Linked DNA regions of Homo sapiens: region 2 is linked to region 1. The links are chromatin loops, found by intact Hi-C in ENCODE. Cell type or tissue: B cell. All regions are shown on one strand.

What was found. A loop is a pair of places that touch in the nucleus more often than their neighbours do. Peaks named below come from ENCODE experiments on the same cell type or tissue, not always from the same donor. Only the 100,000 strongest peaks of a DNase experiment are listed, where the experiment ranks them.
Region 2: it touches region 1 in a loop (4-fold over the local background); 12 of 110 quality-filtered maps call a loop at or near these places.

Annotation. Positions count from the first base shown.
Region 1 is chr3:159,984,290-159,992,289 of GRCh38, forward strand. It overlaps IL12A (interleukin 12A), which reads left to right and starts at 4,546. Exons shown (of 7, transcript NM_001397992.1): 1 at 4,546-4,885; 2 at 5,878-6,023. The coding sequence starts at 4,870. It overlaps IL12A-AS1 (IL12A antisense RNA 1), which reads right to left. Exons shown (of 10, transcript NR_108088.1): 9 at 4,808-5,004. RefSeq lists enhancers at 2,205-3,404, 4,256-4,756, 4,757-5,257, 4,757-4,806 and silencers at 4,317-4,516, 4,587-4,636. In B cell, CTCF peaks have their summits at 4,412 (motif pointing right) and 4,617; a DNase peak (open chromatin) is centred at 4,462; H3K4me3 peaks cover 1,560 bases; H3K27ac peaks cover 1,477 bases.
Region 2 is chr3:159,918,918-159,926,917 of GRCh38, forward strand. The region is part of intron 9 of IL12A-AS1 (IL12A antisense RNA 1); the gene reads right to left. Among named protein-coding and RNA genes, the nearest start is that of IL12A, 66 kb to the right of the region's middle. In B cell, no CTCF peak of the experiment used is centred here; a DNase peak (open chromatin) is centred at 4,234; H3K27ac peaks cover 959 bases.

The DNA of each region.
Region 1 (8,000 bases):
TCCAAGCATTTTGAATTCCAAAAACAAATCTGAGCCCCCCCATTTTTTTCTTTTTCTTTCTTTCCTTTTTCTTTTCTTTTAAGTGAGACAGGGTCTCACTCTGTTGCCCAGGTTAGAGTACAGTGACACAATCATGGCTCACTATAGCCTTGACCTTCCGGGCTCAGGTGATCCTCCCACCTCAGCCTACTTGGTAGGTGGGAGTACAGGCATGTGCCACCATGCCTGACTAATTTTTGTATTTTTTGTGGAGATGGGGAATCCCTATGTTGCCCAGGCTGGTCTCAAACTCCTGGGTTCAAGCAATCCACTTTCCTTGGCTTCCCAAAGTGCTTGGATTACAGGCATGAGCCACTGTGCCCAGCCCCAAAGGGTTTTAATTGTCTACTTATACATTATAGAGAGAGATCTTACTCTGTTTTCCTGTTTTTACTCAGTATTATATTTTTAATACATATCCATGTTACTGCATGTACATCTAGTCTATTACTTCTAACTGCCGTAGAATACTCCATGAAGTGGATCCCTACATTCCACTCACCCACTCCCCCAGTAATGAGCAGCTACATTGCCTCCAGTTCCCCATCACTACAAACAATGACTTAATGAACATCCTCATACATGTTCCTTTGTGGACCTGTATGAGAATCTCCATAGGATATACACCCAGGGTTAACAGCTGGGTCATGGGTGTGAATATACTTAATCTGGTCAAGGAATGCCAGAATACCCTTCAAAACAGCCATGTCAGCCTACTGGCATGGTGTGATATAATAGATCCTGTAGTCCCCCATTTTCCCAACACTTACCAGTATCCAGTGTTCTCAACTTGTCAGTCTAAGAGGTGTAAAGAGATATCTCATTCTTTTTTTCATTTGCATTTTCTGATATAACTGAGCCTCCAGGTATGCTCATTAGTCTTTGGGGTTTCTTCTCGTTAAATTGCTTATTCATGAGCTTTACGCATTTTTTACTAGTGTTTCTGTCTTTTTCTTGCTGACTTACAAGAGTTCCTTGTTTTTAGACATTGAAAATATTGGTTTTAGACACTGAAAAATATCTTCTCTCAATCTGTCAGCTGTCTGTTCATTTGGTTCATGCATAGAGGAAATGTGTAAAACAGAAATCTTCATTTTTATGTAATCCAATTGATAGGTATTTTGCCTTATGGTTTGGAGCTTTAGAAGTTTTAAAAAAGTCCTTCCCACTTATAAGTGACAAAGACAGTCCTCTATATTTTCTTCTACTACTGTAACAATTTTACTTTTCACATTTGGTCTTTAATTCACTTCCAAATGGATTCACCTCTGTTGTTTTAGATTGGAGTCCAGTTTTATTTTTCATCATACGCTGAACATTTTCTCTTTTTAAAAAAATTTTTTGTAGGGAGTTTTTGCTCAGACTGGCCTTGAACTACTGACCTCAAGCAATTCTCCTGCCTTGACCTCCCAAAGTGCTGGGATTACAGGTGTGAGCCATTATGCCCAGCCCATTGAGTATTTTCTACTAAATATTGCATGTTTTCCTCATTGATCAGGGAATCATCTGTATTATCTTATACTTAATACCCAAATATACAAATCTATCTATAATTTCTCTACTCTGTTTCAATGGTCCATATGCCTGATCTGTTGCAAAGATCACTACTTTAATTTCTATGGCTTTAAATTATGTCCATATGTGATAGGGTTAGTCCCCCTTTTCATTATTCCCTTAGCATTTTTACTTAAGGCCAGGAACAGCAGCTCACGCCTGTAATCCCAGCACTTTGGGAGGCCAAGGTGGGTGGATCACTTGAGCCCAGGAGTTTGAGACCAGCCTAGGCAACAAAACTAGACTCCGTCTCTACAAAATACAAAAATAAAAATTAGCTGGACATGATGGTGTTGCCTGTGGTCCAAGCTACTCAGGAGGCTGAAGTGGGAGGATCACTTTAGCCCAGGAGGTCAAGGCTGCAGTGAGCTGTGACTGTGCCACCACTACACTCCAGCCTGGGTGATACAGTAAAACCATGTCTCAAAAAAAATTTTTTTAACTTAGTCATAGATTTTATTACATCTGTATTTTAGAGTAGGCTTATTATTAAGTTTCTGAGAAAATTTATTTGTAGCTTGTATTGGAATTACATTGAGCATGTGAATTAACGAAAAGAGGCTTAAGCTTTCTATATAGAGAAACCTTCCACCCAAGGGTATAGAATTATTTAATTAAATCACACTATATTCTTGACTGAACTTTAAAATTTTTCTCCAAACACTATTCTGTAGTTATCCAAGCTCATGTAATAATCATAATAACTCTATACTGTAGGTACTTTTATTATCATCATTTAACAGATGAGGAAACTGAGCCCAGAGAGATAAATAACTCACCTAAGAACACACAGCAAGTAAGTAGCAGAACCTGGATTAACATAGTTTAGTCCATACTCTTAGCCATTATACTGCCTCTGTATCTACAGTCAGTTACTTTATAGTTTGGCTGCTTCTATGCATGTCATCTTGTTTTTATTACATTTTCTGATGGATTGTTGCAGATACAAAGAAAATCGGCTGATTTTTTTTAAGTTGATATGTGTATTGCATGATGTTGTTAAATTCTCTTCTTAGTTCTAATAGTCTATTAATTTTTTTTCTTTTTGTATATCAACTGTAAAAAGTGACAGTTTTACCTTTTCTTTTCCAATGTTTAAAGCTCTCATTTCTTTTTCTTTCCTTATAGCATTGGCCGAGACCTCCACGACAATGCTACACACTGTGAAGTAGTGATTGTGAGCTAAGACTGTCACTTATAGAAAAATCATGTATTCCTAGAAGAAGGTTTTCATTTCATCTTAGCTAGAGGACATGGAGCACTTCAGGAAACTATTTCACAAAAATGTAAATTAGAAACTGTGTCTGGTAGCCAATAATCCATTTTTAACAGTGGCCCTGTGCTCATCTAAGCAACAGAAATTACTTTTGTATAGGAGATGGCCCTTCCAGGGGAGAAACAGCTCAGTTGTGATACACTTGTCTTCATCCTGACTTTAAGTACATTTAACTCCACACTAAACCCTTGTGGCCACAACACAGCTCTGCACCTGTCATTTGCTCTAGACAAACTGCTAAACGCAATTGTTTCTGACAATGGATTACTCTGTATCCCGTGGGGGAATTCTCAGACAGCAGCATTAGAAGGGGCCTTAGAGATCAACCATTTCTCTTATTTTACACACACCTAAAACTCCCTACAGCCGTGCTTCATCAGCTTCGAGCAGATGAGCCACCCAGAAGGCAGCTCCAGTTATTAGGTCCTAGGGCCTGGGTGTAGTCAGGCCCTTTGGAAGCTCCAAGTCAGAGATCAAACACATCCTCCCCACTACCCACGCCTAGGGTGACTAATGCCTGTGGGAAAAACAACTGAACTAAAAAGTCCCACAGGAACCTCAAACCCAGCACATCCAAAATGGAACTTCTCACCATCTCCTCCAAACTCAGTCCTCTTATACAGTAATCCCTGTAAAGCTAGAACAATCTCCATTCCCCATTCTCAGGGCCTTCCTCTCCCGCTCACCTGAGGAGCTACCAAGCCTTGGCCCACAAGCCCTCTGAGAGTCCCTCCTGCCCACCCTGTGTTCTCCATACTGAATAAGGACTTGGCCACACCTTGTCAACTCTTCCCTCTGCTCTACTCCTGACCCCTGGATCCATCCTTCATGCTGTGGCTGAAGGGATCCCCCCATCATGCAAATTCTGCCACATCTCCCGCCTAAAACCCAGGAAGACTCCCCACTACTCTCAGCACAGAAAGTACACTCCTTAGTATGGCATCCCCTGCCCTCATGGCATGGCCCCATCCAGCCCTCCAGCCTCACACCCTGCAAGGACACCTAGACCCCCACCTCCCTCAACCCTTCATGACTGCGCTTCTGATCCCTGTTTCCCCTGGCTAGACCCTGCGTGCCCTCCCGCTGGAAGCGGTCTAATGCCTGCTTGTTTTTAACACTCAGGTTGGGGCCCCTGCCTGCTCCCGGGAGCCTTTGCTGACTCCTGGACCCCGTTGCTCCGGCTGAGCGTGGGCTCTTTCTCTAGGTCTTTCCTCCCAGGACTCTGTGTATTCATCCTATCGTTAAACTGGATTCTCTACAAGAGTAATAATTGCAGAGTCAGCCAGCTCTCATCCCTTTTCAGGTTTCAGAAAAGACCTGTGAACAAAACGCCTTGAGTCTGATTTAGTGTGGCAATGCCCCAAGGGTCCTGTTCTCCCTGGGTGTCCTGCACCTGGTGCAACGTCGGCCTGGCATCTAGTGAGCCATCTAAAGGAACGATGATGAGTGAATGATTTGCCTACCCCTTCCAGTACTAGGCTGGAGGTCGTGGTTAGGGCCCATCCCTACGCAGGACATGCAAAGTGGGAGGCACTCCTCTCTCTACGTCGGCAGGGGGCGCTGCACAGCTGCGGGGCGGGGTAGCTTAGACACGGGGCGTCCGGCTAAGGCCGGGGACCCAGGGTGGTGGGCGGGGTGTCCCGCCCGCCTGTGGACCCCGCGCAGTAACTGCGAACATTTCGCTTTCATTTTGGGCCGAGCTGGAGGCGGCGGGGCCGTCCCGGAACGGCTGCGGCCGGGCACCCCGGGAGTTAATCCGAAAGCGCCGCAAGCCCCGCGGGCCGGCCGCACCGCACGTGTCACCGAGAAGCTGATGTAGAGAGAGACACAGAAGGAGACAGAAAGCAAGAGACCAGAGTCCCGGGAAAGTCCTGCCGCGCCTCGGGACAATTATAAAAATGTGGCCCCCTGGGTCAGCCTCCCAGCCACCGCCCTCACCTGCCGCGGCCACAGGTCTGCATCCAGCGGCTCGCCCTGTGTCCCTGCAGTGCCGGCTCAGCATGTGTCCAGCGCGCAGTGAGTACTCAGCCCGCCAGGTCTTTGGCTCGCTCGGGTGCGGAGGGGCGGCTGCTTGGGAAGAGTGGGTAGAAACTCAAGTCTGCCTAAGGAGAGACTGGAACAGCAGCAGCCGTCTCCTGCAAAGAGGAATAAGAATAGGGGTCTCACCGTGTGCTAAATAGGGCATGTCTCTTTTCATCTCGAAACAGCCTGATGAGCTATCATTATGCCCACTTCGTAGAGGAGAAACTGAGGCCCAGCGTGGGAGATTTCCTGCTTTCCTGCCTAGGGTCCCTCAGCTACAAACAGAAGGCAGATCCTAGCCAGTTCTAAAGTCAGGCTTGGCCGGGTGCAATGGCTCACGCCTGTAATCCCAGCACTTTGGGAGGCCAAGGCGGACAGATCTCCTGAGGTCAGGAGTTCAAGACCAGCCTGACCAACATGGTGAAACCCCGTCTCTACTAACAAATACACAAATTAGCCGAGTGTGGTGGTGGGTGCCTGTAATCCCATCTACTCGGGAGTCTAAGGCAGGGAAAATTGCTTGAACTCGGAGGTGGAGGTTGCAGTGAGCCAAAATCGTGCCACTGCACTCCAGTCTGGGCCACAGAGTGAGACTCCGTCTTAAAAAAACAAAAAAAGTCAGGCTTTCTCACTCCACTGTTTTTAAAACACTGGGTCCCAAGTCTGACTCAGCCACTTCACCACCTGGTCTGGGTTTCCCTGATCAAAAACATGTAGGCTTTCTCTGGGTGAGTGTTGGGTTCAACACCCTTGTCCAAGCTCATCTCTAGACCCTCACAGGGAGCTGGCTTCTAGCCCTAGAATAGAGTGGCGCTTTGTAATAACTCGAGTCATCTCTCAGGTGTTGAAGGAAAAGTGTTGGAAATGGGTTGAGGGAGGTGGGTGCCAAGCATGAATGGATGGGTGAAGGTGGCCAGAATGGAGGGAAGGTGGTGCAGGCAGGCCATCCAGGCTGAAGCTCCTCCACCTGCTCCTCTTCCTTCCAGGCCTCCTCCTTGTGGCTACCCTGGTCCTCCTGGACCACCTCAGTTTGGCCAGAAACCTCCCCGTGGCCACTCCAGACCCAGGAATGTTCCCATGCCTTCACCACTCCCAAAACCTGCTGAGGGCCGTCAGCAACATGCTCCAGAAGGTGAGCCTTTCCTGTCCTCTCCACTGTGGACCTGCACCCTCCCTGAGGAAGGGGCCTCTGATCCTCCCCTCTGGTACCTGATGGAACTGCAGAGAAATTGTGGAAGTTCATTAGCAGCTGTCAACAGCAGGAGAGGGAACTTTACAAATGGCCCAAGTGTTAAAGAGTCCTAGTGAAATTGTGTCTCCAGAGAAAGCAAGAGTAGTAATAAATTATAATGATGTTGGTTTTGGCTATGTCTACACTGAGTAAAGTGGATATTTGCAGTGTTCCTGTAGCCTGCCAACAGAGATAGAATTGTGTCAGGTCCACATGGTTTCTCTGGCACCACACCACTGATCAATCCCGGAAATAGTTACTTGGGTGCATACTCTGTGTTGGGGGGCAGGGGTACAAAGATGAAATAGCCTTGTCCCTCCTGCTGCCCACCAGCTTCTACTTGGTGACACAGTTCCTTCTTGGAGCAACACATCTCAGGGAGGACTATGACAGTGCACATGCAGCCTTCATTTTCTAGGGAAGAGTTACCTAATTTTATTTACAGCTTCGTTCTTTTAGGTTTCATATTTTAATGTAAAAAACATTGCCGTTAAAAACTGCTCCAGTAGCTACTGCTGCAAAGGCTAAAGGCTAATGTTTTAAAAGATGTCCTCTGCCTTTCTGCTCTCTAGGAATTTTTTCTTGAGTATTTTCTAGCTTGTTGCCTTAGGAATATCTTAAAATAAGCTCAATGCCACCAAGCCTTCTTAAAGGGCTCCTTTCCCCTTTCAATCTTTCATAATGTGCTGTGCATTGCTCCTCACAATTCAATTAATCTTAATTGGACAGGGGGCTCAAGTGAAAACTGCTTTGTTTCCCGAAGAAAGGTTCAAAATGGGTAACTTTTAGGTGCTCCAATTCATATAGATTTTTTTGTGCAAAAGCTGACACCCCTACTCCCAGATATAGTCCTAAGGGTCAAAAGATTATAGAAATCAATTTAATGTTTTGTACATCATTTGTCAAATTTGCTGTAGTAGAAAACAAATGAGGTAGATGCAAGTGATTCACCGGCCATATCCAGGGCACAGGTTTGTAGAATTTGGGCTATATGTTTATTTTTTAGTTTGATGCCATTCAAAAACCAAACATTTCAATTAAGATTTCAAAATTCTAGCTTCTCTTGAAAAGATCTGAAGAACAACACTGGACTCACACCTCCAAATCTAACTCTTTATAACCTGCTCAGAATAGTGGGGTTGCCCAGGTCTGTTTAAACACCTCCGGGAATAGTGTATTCATTTCCTACTGCTGCTGTCACAAATGTAGTGGGTTTAAATGACACAAATTTATTATCTTACAGCTCTGGGCATCAGAAGTCCAAAATGGGTCCTACTGGGCTAAAGTCAATGTGTCAGCAGAGCTGTAGCCCTTTCTGGAGGCTCTTGGGGAGAATCTGTTGCCTTGCTTTGTCAGGTCTAGAGGCTGCCCACATTCCTTGACTTGTGGCCCCTTCCATTGTCCATACCAGCAATGTCTGGTTGAGTCTTTCTCATGCTGCTCCCTCTGGACTGACCTTCTACCCGCTTCTACTTTTGAGGACACTGCTTACACTGGATTCACCCAGATAATCCAGGATCATCTCTCTACTCTTAGATCAGCTGATTAGCAAATTGAATGTCATCTGCACCTTCATTCCTCTTTGGCAGGTCACATAGCTCATTACCGGGTTCCAGGGATTGGGAGGTGGATGTCTTTGGAGGTGGAGAATTGGTCTAGCTACCACAGAAAGGGATTTTACTACTTGTGCCCAAACGTATTCTGAATTTTCAGGCCTTGCTTCTTGGCTCATGCTGTTACCTCTGTCTGAAATTTCCCTCCTCCATTGTCGACACTTTACTCCTCTTAATGTGGGTGTCCCAACTCTAGGAAGCTTTGCTTCCCTTCCTGCCCCTCCTCAGAAGCTTCATGCCCTTCTCACCATGTCTCACCTACTGA
Region 2 (8,000 bases), 65 kb before region 1:
TATAAAGAACTATTACTACTCAATAACAAAAAGACAACCCAATTTAAAAAATGGGTAAAAGATCTGAATAGATATTTCTTCAAATAAGATATAGCCAATAAGCAAATGAAAAGACACTTAACATCATTAGTCACTAAGGAAATGTAAATAAAGCCCTGTAAATACAAGCTAACCCTTGTGTATTAATAAACAAAATAAAACATATGCACATAAATATCAGTACAATGAGACACTCCTCCAGACTCACTAGGATGGCTATGCTCAAAGGTCAGATAATAACAAGTGTTGGTGAGAATGCAGAGAAGTGGGAACCCTCGTACACTGATGATGAGAATGTGAAATGGTGCAGCCACTTTGGAAAACAGCCTAGCAGTTCCTCAGACAGTTACCATAAGACCCAGTAATTTTATTTTAGGTATATATCCAAGAGAAATAAAAACATATGTCCATACAACAACATGAATACATGAATGTTTATAACAGCATTATTCAAAATAACCAAAAGGTAGAAACACCCAAATGTCCATAAAGTGATAAATTAATAAATAAAATGTGGTATATCTGTTTAATAGAATGTTATTTGGCAATAAGATGACATGATTTGGCCACAACTTCATGGATATAATACAAAAAGCATAGACAACAAAAGAAAAAACTATGAATTGGTCTTCATCAAAATTAAGAACTTTAGTGCATCAAAGGAAGTGAAAAGACAATTTACAGAATGGGAGAAAATATTTGCAAATAATAGATCCGATAAGAGATTTCTATCCAGAATATACAAGGAACTCCTAAAACTCATTTCTCCAAATGACCAATAAGCACATTAAAAGATGCTCAACATCATTAGTCATAAAGTAAAAGCAAATCAAAACCACAATAAGATACTACTTCACATCTACTAGGATGGCTATAATTTTTTTAAATACAGAAAGTAACAAATATTGACAGGAATGTGAAGAAACTAGAACCCTTGTACTTTGCTGGTGGGAATATAAAAGTGTGGTCACTGTAGACAACAGTTTGGTGGTGATGGTTTTTATATTTTATTGTATCTATTGTAGAGATGAGGTTTTACTGTATTGCCCAGGCTGGTTTTTCAAGAGAGTAAATATAGACCTACCATATGACTCAGCGATTCCACTCCTAGGGAACTGAAAATAACTCAGTAAAATAGCAGAGACTCAGATATTTGTATACTGATGTTCATAGCAGCATTATTCATAATAGCCAAAAGGTGGAACCAACCCAAATATCCATCAACAGATAATAAACTGCCAAAATGTGGTATATACATACAATGGACTATACATTCAGCTATATGGTACATACATACAATGGACTATTATTCAGCTATAAAGAGGAATGAAATGTTGACATATGCTACAACATGGAGGGACCTTGAAAACACTATGCTTAGTTAAATAAACCAAACACAGAAAAACAAATACTATATGAATCAACTTATATGGCTGGAGGGTAGGGGAAGAGAGACTTATAAAATGGCTACAGAGTTTTTGGGGAGGACAAGAAAAAAGTTTTGAGTATAGATAGCAGTAACAGTCATAAAACATTGTGAATGTATTTAATGCTACTGAATTGTACACTTACAAATGGTTAAAAATGATAAACATTAGGTTATTTATATTTTACTACAATAAAAAAGAAGTGAAGTGCTGATGCATGCAACAACATGGATGAACCTTGAAAACACAAGAAGTGAAAGAGGCCAGATACAAAAGGCCACATATTATATCATCTCATTTATAAGAAATTCCAGAATAGGCAAATCTATAAAGACAAAAAACAGATTAGTGGTTGCTTACGGCTTGGAGAAGAAGGACTGAGGGTTGACACCTAAGGCATATGCAGTTTTTTATGGGGTGATGAAAATGTTCTAAAATTGATTGTGATGATGGTTGAATAGCTGTGTACTTACACTAAAGACATTTAATTTTACAATTGACATGGGTCAATGGTACAGTATGTGAATTATGTCTCAAAAAGTTGTTATAAATACAAAAAAAGAAATCATTCAAAATTAAGAAAATTAGACCAAAAATAGAAGGAGGAGGAAGGGGAAGAGGATCTAAAGGGAGAGGAGAGACAGAAGGCAAAGGAGAAAGAATAGAAATTTTTTGAGTCAGCAAACACAAAATTGTAATTTGCTTGTGAAATAATTGTCTATATAAAGTGGACTCTTCAGACAAATGTTGCTGAATTCAAGGTTAGCACACCAAAATCAATAGCAGTCTGTAGCAGGCTGAATAATGTCTCCAAAAAGATACTAGGTCCTAATCCTTGGAACCAAATTAATGTTACCTTGTTTAGATAACATGACTTTGCAGACATGATTAAGTTAAGGAAGTTTAGAAGCAGCCTAAGATATAAGAGGAGAATGTCCCATTAATGCTAAGGGATATGAGTGAAGCAGTAGAGTATGTCTTCCCTTTCAGAGGCTACAGAGAATCCACATATGATTAAGACCACAGGATCTGTCCATTAGGAGACTGTATTAGTCTGCTTGAACTTCCATAACAAAATGCCATTGGCTGGGTGGCTTAAACAACAGAAATTTATTTTCCCACCACTCTGGAAGCTGAAAATCTAAAATCAGGGTGCCAGCATGGTCAAGTTCTAGTGAGGGCCCTCTTCCCAGCTTCACAGGAAGACAGCCATCTTTTTGCTGTGTCCACACATGGTGGAGGGAGTAAGCTGTCTAGTTTCTCTTCTTATATGGGCACTAATATCATCATGAGTGCCTCCTCCTCATGACCTCACGTAAATTTAATTGTTTCCTAGCCCCATCTTTAAATGTCATCACATTTGAGATTAGGCCTTCAATATATGAATTTGGGAGAGGGGAGAAATTCAGTCCACAGCAGAGATTGTTAATGACCGTTGAGACAGAAACTTCAGAAGAGTAGGAGGAGCAGAAACAGACGGTAATGATAGGGAATGGGTGGCAGTAGCCACCTATATTTTTAGCACTTTGTGCCTGGAATATAGTAAAACCTTAATAGATATTAGTTAAATGACTGACCGCTTAGTAGGATTCTCTGAACTTTCACCTGCACCCTTCCTAACTTGGTTGTTACACCTTATCTTGAGTTTCTTCCGCATTCTGCATCCTGCTTCCAAAATCCCTCTGGACTAACTTTGTTTTAAATTTCATAGTTGTTCTAAAGGAAGCACTTGAGGATCATGCCCCCAGTGGAGAGCAGCCAGCCCTGGTCTCTGAAGCTGGGTGTCACATGAGGAAGACCAAGTCTGAAGAATACTATACTAAAAATCTATAGATCATAAATGTGATCATGGATCACAGATCTCAAGTTCCAGAATGCTTTGGAAGGATATTTCAGGGATACGAACTCAAAATATTTTCAGGAGCTGGGGAAATAAAGTAACTGAGTGGACCCAGCTGCATGTAAAGCAATGAGGAGTGTTGATGACTGTGTTAAACTGGGTGTTCCCCAGGTCTAAATGGGGCAGTGAAATGCTGATGCATGCAACTACTCAGTTCCAGCTAACTGTTGCCACAAAGGATCACTGTCCCAGGTTTTCTTATTTCCCAAGAGAAGACATAATCTCAAATTATTATGGAAAACTGCCCAATTGTTAGTGTTACCAATTAGTTCAAATTAGTTGTGGGAGTTCAACAGAGGACACTTGCCCTGAGACAGTTGAGCCAAATAAGACTCGCAAGTTGCTTGTGGTGGTTCCTGCCTTAGATTTTACAAGAAGTTAATTGAAGATAAGTAAAGTTCTACTGCTACAAAATAAGTAGTAAAATGAGGAACCTCATTAACCCGTAGGACACAATTAGGGGTGAGAATAAAAATAAGCTTCCCATAAAGTTTCACTAAATTCATGCAAGGCATAACCAAAATTAGAATTGTCGAGGTTATTCAGAGATGTAAGACACATCCCTAAGTGCTGAAGAAGGTCACACAGGCTATTGACAACACAGCCTTTCATGGCCCCATCAGAACAAACCTTGATGAGGAATGGACAAGAGAATGACAGTATCACCAGTCAACTCAGATCCAGGCTCTCACTGGGAGTGGGAAGGTGAGGGGTGGGGTGTGATGGGTAAGGGGAGTCAGGAAAAAGAGAATGGGTTCTGTTTCCTTGGCCTCGCAAAGCTTCAGTTTCCTCATTTATACAGCAAGGGGGCTGGGCCTGAGATGCTCTCTCAAGTCCCTTCCATGCTGCAGCTTGCACTCAAGCATGGTCTGGTTTTGTTTCTGTTCCCCTACTGTGACACAGTGCTGTTTTCTAACCAGCAGGAGCATGCAACACCTCTTGGACTCGATGAAAGCTGTCGCCACAGGTTTCAACCAGTCAGTACTCTGAAAGAGCATCTTGGGGGAAAAAAAGCGTGTCAGACATTCATCTTCATAACCAGAAAGTGAAGTCTCGCAAAGGAAAAAGACAAGACTAAAGGGAATAAACCATCGTTGTGTGGGCTTTTTCTTCCACTCAGCATCTCTTCCCTTATTAAAATGAGAGGGATAACTTAAGAAAAAAATTCGTGCTCTGGAGGATTAAATTGCACTCATTTATTCATTCATTCTACAAATATTTCTCGAATGCCTACACACTCCAGCCCCGTTCTAGGCTTGGGGGCCACCACAGTAGAAAGACTGGCATGCTGACATTCTTCCAGGACAAGACAGACATCAAATAGCTAAGCAGAAAGACCAAATTCAGACTATAAAGATTTTTTTAGGCTGGATGAGGTGGCTCACGCCTATAATCCCAGCACTTTGGGAGGCCAAGGTGGGTCGATCACCTCAGGTCAGGAGTTCAAGACCACCCTGGCCAACATGGTGAAAACCCGTCCCTACTAAAAAAAATACAAAACTTAGCCTGGCATGTTGGTGGGCTCCTATAATCCTAGCTACTCAGGAGGCTGAGGCAGGAGAATCTCTTGAACCCAGGAGGCGGAGGTTGCAGTGAGCCGAGATCATGCCATTGCACTCTAGGCTGGGCAACAAAAGCAAGACTCCATCTCAAAAAAAAAATAGGTTTCTATAAAATAAGCTATGAAGGAAAGTCACAGGGTGCTGTGATAAGAAATAACCTGAGGAGGTCTGCAGATAGCCTCCATGAAAACGATATTTAAGCTGGAAAGTGGAGAAGGAGCAAGCAGGTCATAGAACTGCTCAGGGAAGGGCTGGAAATAGGAAGTGCAAAGTCTTGAGTCACAGAGAGCTTGGCAAGTTCTAGAAAGGGTCAGAAGGCCTGTTGGCTAGAGCCTGCTGACAAGGGAACGAGTGGACTGGCCTGAGATGGCTGAAGAGGCAGCCAGGACTCGCGTGGCCATCGTAAGGAGTTTGGATTGTATTCCATGGGCAATGAAATTCCAAGAGCTGCTGAAAGGGGTTTAAGAAGGGGACAGCCAGGTGCAGTGGCTACGCCTATAATCCTAACACCTAGGGAGACCTAGGCAGAAGGTTCACTGGAGGCCAGCCTGGGCAATGTAGCAAGACCACTTCTTTACAAAAGATTTAAAAATTAGCCAGGTTTGGTGCTGCATGCCTATAGTCCCAGCTACTCAGACGGCTGCAGTGGGAGGATCATTTGAGCCCAAGAAGTCAAGGCTTCAGTGAGCTATGATCATGCCACTGCACTTCAGCCTGAGCAGCAGAGCAAAACCCTGTCTCAGAAAAAAAAAAAAAAGTTTTTGTTTTTAAAAAGGAACTCCTGGCTTCTTAATGGTGTCATCAGGATTTCAACCCAGACAATCTGGCTCTGTGCTCTGTGTCCCATGCATACCTCCTCAAGTTATTCTTTATCACAGACAGTATCAGATTTTTCCAAAGATCCCCTGGCTTCTGTGTGGAGATTAGATTGCAGGGAGGCAGGAAGACTCCTTCCTGAGTAGGAAGCAGACACAGTTGTCCAGGCCAGAGATGATGGATATGGAGAGAAGCAAATGGGCTCAGGAGCCATCTGAGAGACCATACTGATGGATTGGATGTACATGGTACAGGAAGAGCAGAAATCAAGGATGACCCTTAGATTTTTGACCTGAGACGCAGACATTTGTAGGTACCATTTACTGAGATGAAGAAGGCTGGAGAAGGAGTGGATTCAAAGAAGAAAAAATGGTTACTCCAGGAAGTAAATGACTGGGCTTGGGAACCACTGCCCTAGAGGAAGCTCCTGCACACAATGTCCCATGTCACAGTGCTGGCCATGTCACTGCTCTGCCCAAAACACATCCATCACTTTTCAATGCCACTGAGACAAAATACTGAGCATGGAGTTTAAAGTGCTTTAAACTGGGCCCTTCTCGAGTCTCCAGCCTCCTCTCCTTCTACTTCCTACACACATTCTACCCTCTTTCTATTATTATCATTAATCTTATGTCATTCCACATTATTTGCATTTCCTTGAATATGCCTTTCTCTCCTTACAACTTTTAGCCTTTCAACACATTGTCCTTCCCTAGAACATCCTTCCCTTCTCATCCATTTGCTGAATTCAATTCAACTCCACTCAAAGCTGATACTCCTTCTTAGAGGCCTTTCTGGATTCCTCCAGGCCGAGTTGGGTGTGTTTTCTAACAGAGGTAGCATGATGCTAATTTACAGCACAGAGTCAGATTGTCTGGGTTCAAACCCTGACCACATGACTAAGCCTCCAGGAGTTCCTCAAGATTAGAGACAATAGCTGAATCAACTTTGTACCACCCCAAAGGGCCCAGGACTGTGTTTGGCACATAGTAAGTACTCAGAGTTGAGAATGAATGAATATGTGCCTGAAAGTTGCTTGGTGATGATTCTGTACAGAGGCATAAAAGATTTTCTTCACTGTTCATGCTAGGCTTAGAATCCCCAAACCAAGTTCTCAAATCCTCCCCTAAACTGAAAGTATCCTCCCTGGAGATATACATCAGACATTGCTGAATATCTCAAATGAGAAGCAATTACACTTATTTCCCTCCAGTGCTTTCCCTTCTTTAGAAGAATTTCCCTCTTATGAGCCTGGCATCTACCTTGTCTTGCCTTCCTGGATGCCTCATCCATGCACAAGCTGAGCTCCCTGAGGTGTTAATAGCTGGGCCGGCCGGCTCCCTGGGTCCTTCAGCTCTGTCTCCAGTTCCCAGTAACAATGGCATCAGCCTGCGATCTCGGAGCCATAATGACTTCTAACCCACATGTATGTTCTCCAGGTTTCTTCCTTATTCAGCCATCTAAAAGGTCTCACTTTAGTCTGGAGATTCATGCCGCATACTAGGAGGCAGAGGGGAAAGAAAAATTTGCAGTCCAAAGACCTGAGTTCAAACTAGCCAGCAGATCTTGAGCAATTGCTCTGAATCAAATCTCCAAAATGGGCATAAGAAAGGTTCCTGCCCTGCAGGGGCATTCTGTGTATGGGAAGGTATGTTAAAACGACTTTGAAAACTAAACATTTTCATGTCAAAAGATGAAATTTGGCATCCTGAGAAGGTATTTAGTGATGCTCCCATTCATTCTCTCAATATTGTAAGTACTTTATCAACTAGATAAAGTTGATTAAAATCAATTGTCTGGCATGGCGTGTGTGTGCTCTGTGCCATGGCACACAGTAGAGAAGAGCAGGGCTGGATTCATACTCAGGTCTTTGGGTCTAAGTCCACCTGTTTTTCCATTCTGCTGGACAGCTGGTTTCCAGGTCAGCAGGAAGCAAGCATTCCTGCTCAGGAGGGCAGGCCATAGTGTATGGTGACTTCCTCTGCATATTCCTCTACTCTTGGTCTCCCAAACCCTAGTTTCCCCCCTTTTCTTCAGGGCTTTGGTGCTCCTCAAGACCACAAATCCATCTGTTAAGATGGGGGCGGTCTTTTCTTCTTCCTGAAGGCTTTGGCCCCTGGGCCGAGGCAAGCCCGTATTCATTGCTTCATAACAGTTATTTATACCTCTTCATGGGATTCTCATCCATGCACCACCCATTCAAAATTTCCTGATTAGAGACCAGCCAGTAGCAGTGGTTCACACGTGTAATCCCAG